2 separate regions of the Mus musculus genome follow, and region 1 is linked to region 2. The links are chromatin loops, found by intact Hi-C in ENCODE. Cell type or tissue: heart. All regions are shown on one strand. Each heading gives the region's core, and the rest is flanking DNA. Links, peaks and the distances in the headings are about the cores only.

Region 1 (5,371 bases), core at 254-5,253, 96 kb before region 2:
GTGTCTTTCTTCTTTGAAAGAATGTGAACTTCATTGGGAAAGAGCATGTAGACTTATTGTTTATCCTTTCCTATACCCAATATAATATCTTGTATAAATTGAGTGCTGGACAAGATGTTTTGGCTGAATGACTGACTGACTGAATGAATGAATAGGTTCACCAGAAGGCCAGTGCTAAATACTCTCCTGGTCTTGTGAAGAGAGATTCCTCAAGTTGTGTAGATGATGTTCTTCTTATCAACCAAAGGGGAGGACAGTAGACAGCATATGTAGTTCTGTGTGTATCTCCTGGGACTTTTGAGTCTCATCTCTTCTGAGAGATGATCATGGTCTCACCTGTCCTGTCTGTTCCAGAGTCTCTACTGACACAGAGACAATTCCCCACTATGCTTACTGCCTGCTTTCTATCGATACAGTATTTGTCTAAAGGGGGAATAAAGTGGTTTTCTCCAGGCCAATCCCAGATTATCACCTGGCTCAGGAAGATGTGTTGGTGCTGATATTCTGGCTTGCAGCTGGAGATCTAGCATCTTAGTTTGGTGTATGTGGCATTGATGCAATTTCAGGATGAGATTCTAGAAGGTGGCATCTAGCCTGCCTGAGATGGTTTGGGGGTAAGCTTCAACATCAGGCAGGGAAATTGGCAGCTGGTTTCTGTGAGCACTCCAGGGCTTTTCACCTTGAGGTCTACTCAGGTGCCACCGAGAAGACTAGGAACTTTCTTTTCCTCAGACAACTGGGCTGTATCTTAGGTGCTGGGCTCTGAGCATCACAAGCCATTTTAGTTGTTCATTGTGGGCCTGCCTCATCCTCAATCACTCCCCCAACAGCTTGCCTTTAGGCTTTCTCGCACTGAGTCAGCAGCGTCCCCCTCCGTTGCCTTGGCATTGTGAAATCAAGCTAAGCCAAGTCCGATTACAATGCATCAGTTCATCAGGGAGCCCACATCCTGTAATCCTTTCCAAAATGATGCTCAGCCAGCTGGCAAGCAGTGGTAAAGAGCATCCGAGGCTGCTGAGGATTCAAGACTCTGTAAAAGCCAACAGAAGGAGCCACAGGAAGGGGAGGTCATGCCACTGACTGGATCTCTTCATGCCCCATGTTGGTTCTGTCTTGCTCACCCTATTTCTGGCTGGCACTCTGAAATCCACCAGCACTGCTTGTCGGTAGCCTGACACTTCTCCACAGAGCCAGTACACTAGGCATTTGGAACTTTCCTCTGTGTTCTGCTGATGAGTTTTGAGAAACAAGCCAGTAGTTTTCTTTGGAGATAGTCTCCATCCATATAATTTTTTCTATCATAGTCCCAATGGAGAGACATTTGTTGACTACTTTTGCCCTTGACTTAAATACAGAAGTATTCGGGTGACCCCATTATTCAGCAAAGGGGAATGAACAAGGCAGTGTATACATCAAGTGGTGTTGGCAAAATAGAATTAAGTTTGGTCACTGGTGTGAATGGAGTTTTCTTTCAGTATCTTGGCTCTGGGATTGATTGTTTCTGTCTTTAAGGAAAGCTCCCTAGCACTTCTCAAGTGCCATTGTTGACTTCTTTCCTTCCTCATTTTCTCTCCCTCCACATTCTCTTCCTTTACCTCCCCCTTCTTCTACAGTCTTGGTGTGTGGCCCGTATTCATTTCAAGCTTACCACAATATCCTACACACTAGGATTGTAGGTATATTCTGCCATACCTGGCTACCAGAGTTGCTTTTCTTATGGGAAATTGTGTCATTTTCTCCCCAAATTGTACATTGAAGTTCCGGTTCCCAGAACTGCCAGATTATGACTATACTGGGAGACAGGGTCTTGAAAGAAGTAATGAAAATAAGACAAACTCATGAATGGTCCATAAGCCAATATGAAAATGTCCTTGTAAGAAGAGACTACATCACGCACATGAACAGAGAGAAGGCTATGTGAAGGTGAAGATGTGAGGGGAGCTGCCTGCAAGTCAGGAAGAGACTCTTCAGAAGATGCCAATCCTGCTGACACCCTGTCACATGGCAGGAGAGTAGATGGATGACGGTGCACATCTGTCTATTCTCCGTAACTGATAGGAAGTAATTTCTTTCCTGAAGCCACCCAGTTGTGATATTTTGTTTCGGCAGTTCTAGAACACAAACAAACAAACAAACAAACAAACAACCCTAATTCAGATATAATTGAAGGTTTGCAGAGGGCCAAGAGAGCATTGGGCTAGATTTTTCTATTTTGATCAGTTTCTCCTTGAGATCTCAAGATTGGCAGTATCTCTCTGGCTTCTCCATCCTTTTCTGTCTAGGCAGCCATCAACCTTATCTCGTTTGGGTTACTTGAAATGATCAATAAATGTAGTGTATCTAGTCTGGTCTTAGTTCCTTCTGTGAAAACCACGTAAAAGAACCCACAGAATATCAGTATCACCAGCATGGCAGCGTGTCTTCTGGAAGCGTGTGTTTTATAGGCAGTGTGGTAGGTACCATGATAAGGGTCTGCAGAGATAGGGGAACACAAAACAGGAGGGCATAATCCCGCTTGAGGAGACCGGAGAGGTGGTAGATGGGCCTGATGTCTGTCAATATTTTGAGGGCAGGAACTGGGTCTTGCTCACCTCCCCTCACCTTTGTGTACTCTCACACTATTCTTCGAACAGAGAAAGGAGTGACTATCTAGTGTGCCAAGTGAGTGAAGGACTCTCTTGAAGTTCCTTCCAGGCTTCTGAGTCCATGAGTCTGTGATGTAAGAAGCCTACAGCAGTCAGCCGAAGGTAATGGAGGAAGGTGGCATGCAGACCCCAGATGTGGAGCAATGCAGTATGCAAAGTCATTTCTGAGCAATCAAACTGGAAACAAGGGAGGCAGTGTACAGTGAGCCTCCTTCCTTAGCTCAGATTTCTGGGAGGATCCTGAGGCCCAACAACAGGAACCTGGTCATGACTGCTGGCTATACCTACGCCTCTTTAAAACCCCTAGCTCTTAATATAGTCACACCGATGGTCAAAGGTGACATCTTGTTCTCCGCAAAACGAAGGTTGGTCAAGCTCCTCACAGCTGTTTCCCGCCCAGAGGAAAGCCCCTAAGTTCCCAGGCAGTGTAAATGGTGTGTTTATAAAACACACCTTGTGCCCTGAGTATGTAAAAAACACTTCGTGTGCACAAACTTGCAGCTGGTTCAGCAGGGAGGGATCCTAGACGCTCAGGAGCAGGGAGCGGGGTAAGTATGGATAAGAGAAAGATTCAGTGCCAATCAGGACCAGCTGGCTGCTCTGCCCTGGAGACTACCCAAACAGATAGAAAACTGAACTTCAAAAACTGTCAGACATTGTGAGCTTTTGGAGAACAAATTGGGTCCAGACACCATGTAAAGCCAAGTGGCTTGTCCCAAGCAGAGACCCCAGGGAATGATTGCTGGCCATCAGTCTGGGTACCCAGCATCTGAAGACTTAGAGGCAGCTTACTGCTCCCCATTTGAGGGATTTCAGGATTAGATAACCATCCTTTCTGGCTGGCCTTTTGCAATGTGGAGCAGAAAAGTAAAAAGTCCTTTTTTTGGTAAGAAAACAGCAGATGGGGGAAGGAGGTCCCTCCCGGCACGGGCTGTGTGGTGCCTTCAGATGGGCTGTTTTGCTTCACGCTGAGCTGAGCTCACCTGGGCAATGACCTTATGACAAGAATATCAGGCAGAGTCCAGACCAGCAAAGAGGGCAGGAAGAGGAAGAGGAAGAGAAGCAGGTGCGGCCATGTGAAGTCGTGACTGGCAGAAGCCCCATCAGAACTTAACCTCGCTTTGAATCCTTCGGTCAGATCTGATTAAACTTTAACAAGGAAACCTCTCAGTCTACCACAAATAAACAAACAAAACCAAAAGAGTAGGTTTCAACCAAAGATGGAAGACAGGATTACTGAAGTCATCAGATGCTCTTCAAGATGTAAGAGCCTTCCTCAGCTATTCTGGTTGCCTTAGGGTTAGTTAACAGGGCAAATGGTGTCAGTGTCCATAGTAGCTTATTGGGACTCTGGGAAGTGTTGGGGGTTCTAACAATGACTTTTATGGTAGTAAAAATAAGAAGAATGACTACTGCTGATTGAGCATTGGATCTGTTCAAGTCCCTTGCTAGGTACACATTGTCTCCCTTAGTCCTATAAAAGATCATTTCTGTCCCCTTTCTACACATGAGAGAATGGGGTGTAGAGAAATCCATTTTTTTTTTTTTGCAAAGTCACAGAGAATGGAACTAGAATACAGTTTGAGGAGAGCTAGGGCCAGAGCCTGTGCTCACATGGTCCCACTTCGCTGCACTGAGGAGACACCTGGGCCCTTTTTTCAGGGTGGGGTGGGGGTGGGGGTCAGTCTATGCTAGGAAGAGTCATGGATGCTAGAACAAAAGCCTGCTCTGGGCTTGTGTGAAGCATCCCATCTTATTCTACTCTGTCGTGCAACTGATTCTCAGACATGTTCTTCAGGGTGTCACTTCAGGTTCCTTGGAGGTCTGGGTGAGTGGATTTTGGGGGACACTAAATGAGAGTCATACGTACTTAAGATTGAACGTCATGGATATGACTGAGGAGAGGAGAAAAGAGGAGAGGGGAGGGCGGACAGGAAATGGGTGGCTGGGAGAGAGTCAGAGACAGACAGAGAGTCATGGGCAGACAGACAGAGACTGAGACTGTGACTTAAGTTTATTGCATGAAGGGCCAGGAAAGGAAGTGACAATGAAGGCCTTATCCTCCTGTTTTCCAAACTCAGGCTGTCTTATTCCTATAGATGTCCACACCTCCAGCCCCAGAGCTGTCCCTCCCCCTGCTTCTGGCCCCATGCTCTGGTGGATGTAGTGTGCAGCCTGCTTCTCTGGCTTAGGTAATGGAGGTTGCTGGACTCACCACCAGTAGAGGCTGTCCTCAGGTCACACAGGGACACAGCCTCACCAGACTCCTGCTCTCACAGATGCATACTGCAAACCCCACCTCTGCTTTTCTCTCTGTTCAGCCCGAGTCCTGGGCCAGGCGGCCTTAATGCTTCTAAGTAAAGAAATAACCCCCCTGTCCATTACCCTCCTTCCTTGGGAGTCCTGCACACAGAACTGCTTTAATCTCCCTCCAGTGATGTCTCAGGATGAAGGAGCATCAGGGTGAACTGTACCAATGGCCTGTTTACAGCCAAGGGCTTTGAAGAGGGTTGGAGGAGATGGGGAACTTTAGAGAAAAGAGGTGTGACTGAAGGTTTCTTTCTTCCTGGGTTAAAAGGACTAGCTAGTTAGTCTTACAGAACTAGCTAGTTAGTCTTACAGAACTGGTTGATTCTTCCTAAAATCTTAGGTGTTTTGTAACCTTAAGCACTCATTCTCCCAACCTCATCAGCTGGGAAGGCGGCAGCATCTCTAGCAACCTCAGG
Region 2 (5,371 bases), core at 215-5,214:
TTGCAGTGTTTGGCACAATTAATTCTCTCTTGGATTACTGTTTCCCAGAGATGTCTTTAATGTTGGACCAAGTTGGATATAGTCTCTGTTAAACTAGAAAGGTCTGCCTGGAGCAGGCATACATTATTCTCCCTGGGGTGCTATCTATCACCCTTGCTGACTGGGTACACTGTGTAGCAGTCCCAGAATTCCAAAATCCTTCTGTTTGCTCTCAGAAAGAGATTTTACATCTGGGTCTCCTACTGAAATTCTATGTACATGACTCCTGTGAGCTGGAAGGGGCGGGGATGAGAACTTTCTAGGAAGCACAGTAGGGCATATCCCAGAAAGCAGCGTTATGTTCTTAATAGACATTGGTTCTGAAGGCTTGCTTCATTCTCACAGGGAACTCAGAAAATGGCAAATGAGACTTCTCTCAAGATCAGAGCCTGGTCAAGTACTGAGATGCAATCCTTCCTCTTGCCCTGTACTCTGCTATGAGCCAAGGGTGGTCACACCAATTCTAAGAACCCAACAGCCACAGGATTGCTTTGCCTAAGTGGGATGCTCTGGGTATGGCTGAAGCCGAGTTCTGCAAGTACCAAGCTCCTGGTCCTCGTTTTATTAATGGTATAGTTATGAACTACTGAGGTTATTAAACTCCTGTTAGTATGATCGGCTCTGTAGAAAGATGAGTTTAGAGAGCCAATACTGAAAAATAAGATGATCTTGTTTCTACCTTTAGCCTGTTTCTAACTTCAAGACTTTGGATCTTAGCTGTCATGAGGCATACAGATTTCTGATCTCTTCATGTCATCTGATCATTACAATCAAATGAAATAATGAATATACAAAGGTACTTTGAACAAAGAATCACTGAAAATCCACCTTAGTATTATAAGAACATTCTACTGTTGCCTGATATTCTGCAAATGGGGACAACTAATTTATCTAGCTGTGTGTATCAAATCATAGCAAATGTGCTTCAACTCTAAGTTCTGAGAGAAAGGTGTAATACACATTAGTGCAAACGGCCCATCCACCCTTGGTTGGAATTTACTTTAGTGATCTGTTGAGCACTCTCTGTGGAGAATGCCCCTAAACACTTATTTAGCCTTTATACAACTCTTCTTAGCTTTCAACAGAACAATTAGGGGAACAGACAAAGAAGCCTCTAGTAAGTCAATGTATCGGAGGACACGTGCCACAGAGTCACTGAGAACTAAGCCCAAGTCCTCTGGCTCAGAAACCTATCTCACCATCACTCCATAATTTCTCCCTCCTGTTGCTTGAGGTGCCAAAGTTCCATTCATGAAGTCCAACATGGAACTTGCACAGGATCACATGCTGACCAGACCAGTGAAGTCATAGATGACTGGAATCCTGTCTGATCCTCCCTCCACACCTACACCTACCCACAAGCACTAACAGTGTCACGTGTAGAAGGCTCTTCAAATTGAACTCTCTCTCGGTGGACAAGCACGCCTAGTTTACATGGTTCTGCAGCTGCCCCAAGCACTTGGGTTATAAATGTGAGGTGTCAGAGTGTCTTATGACTACCCAGATCAGTTCTGTCATAGTTCTGTGTATTCCAGAGAGAGAGGCCTTTTCTTCCAGAGACTTCCAGTGACTGCTGGTTTTTCATATACATGACCTCAGAGCCTAAATTACAGAGAAACTAGGTGGGTTTCTGGGAGATAATTTTTTTTCAATGAGTTTGTTGGGGCTGTATCTATACTCTCTTAACACTATAAAAACATATTTAACCTGTTGGCTGCCTCTCTTCCTTGCAGAGGACCAAGAAGCCTTCCCCACTCAGCTATGAGCAGTGAGAGGTGAGCCTCCCACAGTCCTGAGCCCTACACCATGTCCCACAGGTTTTGGTGGCTGCCTATGGTGACCTGGGAAGTTGGGGACAGATGTAAGAATCCCTGAACAGGGCTGTGCTTATGGGTGGCCTCTGCATCTTCCCTGACACAGGGCTGAACGAAGCCTTCGATGGACTGGGAGGGACAGAGACGGAGAGGGTGGTGCTTACGTTTGCCCCTGAGGTGGCCTGGTGTGCCCTTCTTTGCTGCAGAAGCTCTTTCACGGTCATCTTCACACGGACGCCTTGATACACCTTAGGTTTTTCTGGGGAGAGGCAACAGGGTTAGTGGTCAGTTTCAAAGCTTGGGTGTCAAGGGGATACAGTGAGGGTTCCCTTGGTAAGGCTAGGATACCCAAGGCCAAGTTTCTACCTTTGCAGAACACACGAAGAGAATGAAAAAAGAAAAAGAAAAGAAAAAAAAAGAAGAAGAAGAAAAAGAAAGAAAAGATAACGTTAAAAAATACCCACATTTCTCAAACTAGAAAAGGTTAAGCACAGGCAGGTGCTTCAGGGTCCTAGTGGGAACAGTATCTGTGGGCATCTATGAAATTATTCATCCCTAGCTGGGCCCCATCCTCAGGACAGTACCAGCTGTTCTGCTCTGGAATGTGGAGGGAGGTCAAACAAGCCTGCTATTTTGGCTACGATATTAAATCTGGGGTTCCGGCTCAGCTTGTGGATCTGGGGTGCTCTCTGTTTCCAACTGATCTCGCGGACCTCACCATAATGTGAACAACAGCCCCTCTCCCCATGCCCCCCGCCCCACTGTATTCCTCTATCAATCCAGGCATGGCTTCTGGGGAAGTACAACCTTTATTTGTGGTGCCCTTGGTCTGGAAGCAAGCCCTGAAACAAGCGACAAGCTACAGGGGTCGGGGCAGTCAGTCTGTCCTGGCCCTGTTAAGGACTTACTGCACTGACCCCAGAAAAGGAGCCAAGATCGGGAAATAGTCTCCTGTCGGTCCTTTCTCTTTTTCAAAAATGTCTTTTCTTCCTCACCCCCTTCCTCCCTCTAGTCTCCGACTCTGTCGCTCTCTTCATCTCTTCCCACCCCCTCCCTTTCCGGTGCAGGCTTTTGGAGAACTGAGCTGTGGAGAGTTCTCCAGCAAGAGCTGCAGCTCTGGAGTAATGGCATCCCGAGGCTCCCTAGGACCGCGCAGTCGCCTAGAGGCAGCCCTCCGGAAGGGGCCGCCCCTGAGCCGGCAGAGCTGGGCCGGGAGACCTGGGAGAGCCCAAGTAGCCGGCTGTGCTAGGCGGGGGTCGGCTGGGAGGGACCGGTGACCGCCTGGGGTCCCGGCAGAGCGCAGTGAGTAGGTCTGACTGGTTGTTAGGCCAGGCTAGACCCGGCAGAGGCACTTTCCGAATAGAGTTTGACTTAGAAGCCCAGTGTGACTCCCACCCGACCTTGACCCTGGAGAGAGCGCTTATTAGAATCACGGGGAGGGGCGGAGCACAGTGGCCCCTGGCCTAGGCGTTTGGAGACAGTGCCAGGCCACCAGCGCCTCGCCTGGTTAGTGTAGGGACCGCGGCTGGACAGCAGGGAGACCCCCACCCACGAGCCAGATCCTGAAAGTTAGGATCCCTAAGGAAAGTTAGTGCGCTGTTCTTCCCGGTCCTGGGCATCGGTTTGTCTTGCTGCAGTGCCAGGACGCGCCCACTCCGCTCCAGTCTCCTTTCCTCCCATCCCCACTGTCTGGGTCGGCTCTGGGATCTGCAGGCAGCGCGGGCGCGCCTCGGGGTCCACGCGGGACCAGCCCCAGCCCAGTTCCCTGCCGGGTGCGTCCTGCTCCAGTCCAGGGCTCACCGTGAGCCTCTAGCTCCCCCGCGCCGCCGCTTCTGGGCTCACAAGGTCGGCGCCTCCAAATTCCCAGGACTCCAAGGTGGAAAAGTGAAAGGGCAGGCAGGGGCGTGGGGGACTCGATTGTCCGGAGTGGCCTTATGGGTCTCTGGGCCTCTGCTCTGGGGGGCAGTCACCCAGAGGGACCCGACACAGCGGGATCGCGTCCTCTCTGGATCCATGCCCGGCCCTGACTATTATTCCCTGACTTTGTGCCTCTCTGTTATACGCAGGAAAAGCAGAGGAAATACACTCGGATCCAAGTGCCCCTGGCCCTCATGACCCGACCCCTGGAAAAGCATCTGAGTTACCCGACATCCTGGTCAGCAGGAGCTGGGCTGGAGACTGGATGCTGCAGCTTCAGAGACTCAGCACCTAGGAAGGCTCCTGTGCAGGGAGAAAGGCAGAGATGCGACATTTTTAAAGTTTCACAAAACACGAGGCAGCACCCAGGTCCCTGGATCAGGAGACACACAGAATTAATGTTTTATACCTTCGGGTATAGGTTTGAGTTTTTTCCCCCTCATGCCAAGTATTTAAAACCTCTAGAAACCCATGATTTGACAATCAATGATTGCGCGATACTTTCAATTTGAATATTCAAAGGCTTAACAAAATGGACTATCTTCTGCAGAAATCCTGCACACAGGCACCTCACAGAGAGTCCAGAGAAACAGAGAGGGAGATCCCTTTGGGTCCTGACCCTTGCTTTTCTCCTATTTTAAACATTTTGTCCACCTGCCCACAGGCAGAGCAGGTGTCCTCAAAGATGCTCTATGTTAGTGCCTCAAAGGCTGCCCTGAAGTCCCCACTGACCTAGGCTGTTCCCTGTGGACCACCTGAACCAGGTTGGACAGCCACATTGAATCTCTCTTGTCCACTCTCCATTTTAAGGGGAAATGGCAGGTTTTGGGGAATGAACATGGCAGACAGAGGGTGTGGCACAGCAAAGAGCCACTTTGGGCCCAGGCTGCAGGTCAGAGGACGGCAGAGGCCAAAACTTTGTGCTTTGTATCCCTCTGGCCCTGCCTGGCCACAAGGCTTGCCTGTCCAGTCTGCATCCTCCCTCCTGCTAGGTCACAGACACTGGGCTTCCAGCAAGCAGTCCTTAAACATCAGCGCTCTTTGCTCTTTGGAGCTGTAGACCAGCACAGCTTCCTTGACCCACCTGAGATTCCTTTAGGCCAGGTTTCCACTGCTGCATTGTGGCAATCCCTATTCCTATGTTTTGGCTTGTTTTTAATTCCTCGAACCCCAGACTTTTTACCTCATAGAACTCCTGCTTCCTTTAGAGGAAGGGCATGGTTTTTTCTTTCTTTCTTTCTTTTGAAGGCTCTGAGGAGAGAGGTAGGAGGAATTTGGAACCAACCTGTCTTCTTGGATCCCTCATGAATATGAGTAACTCCGACCCATGCTGATGTGTATTTTGGAAGCTCTGCCTGAGTTGCTCTCTGTCCTGTGATTTGAAGGATGAAGAGACTGGAGTGATATGGAATGTCAGGTCAAGATGTCACAGGGGGACAGAAGGGTCCCCTTTGCAAATAACTAGGAGGTTTCCAGGAATGCAGATAAAGTGATGGTATAGGCCTCTCTCTTTTAATCCCCGAGTTGTCTGAAGTGCAAACAAAACAAAAAATAAACCTACCAAACAAAAGCCAAAAAAAAAAAAAAAAACACCAAAACCA

Evidence for each region. A loop is a pair of places that touch in the nucleus more often than their neighbours do. Peaks named below come from ENCODE experiments on the same cell type or tissue, not always from the same donor. Only the 100,000 strongest peaks of a DNase experiment are listed, where the experiment ranks them.
Region 1: it touches region 2 in a loop (2.6-fold over the local background); 1 of 42 quality-filtered maps calls a loop at or near these places.

The regions. Positions count from the first base shown.
Region 1 is chr9:51,179,884-51,185,254 of GRCm38, forward strand. No RefSeq gene overlaps it. Among named protein-coding and RNA genes, the nearest start is that of Gm32742, 14 kb to the left of the region's middle. In heart, for the core only: no CTCF peak of the experiment used is centred there; no DNase peak of the experiment used is centred there.
Region 2 is chr9:51,275,579-51,280,949 of GRCm38, forward strand. Colca2 (COLCA2 homolog) reads right to left here and starts at 2,976. Exons shown (of 5, transcript NM_001195681.1): 1 at 2,762-2,976; 2 at 2,018-2,112. The coding sequence starts at 2,077. It overlaps Gm32819 (a long non-coding RNA gene), which reads left to right. Exons shown (of 9, transcript XR_003948163.1): 2 at 385-1,661; 3 at 1,773-1,814; 4 at 1,960-5,371. In heart, for the core only: CTCF peaks have their summits at 3,038 and 3,676; DNase peaks (open chromatin) are centred at 3,033 and 3,563; H3K4me3 peaks cover 1,727 bases; H3K27ac peaks cover 1,761 bases; H3K27me3 peaks cover 935 bases.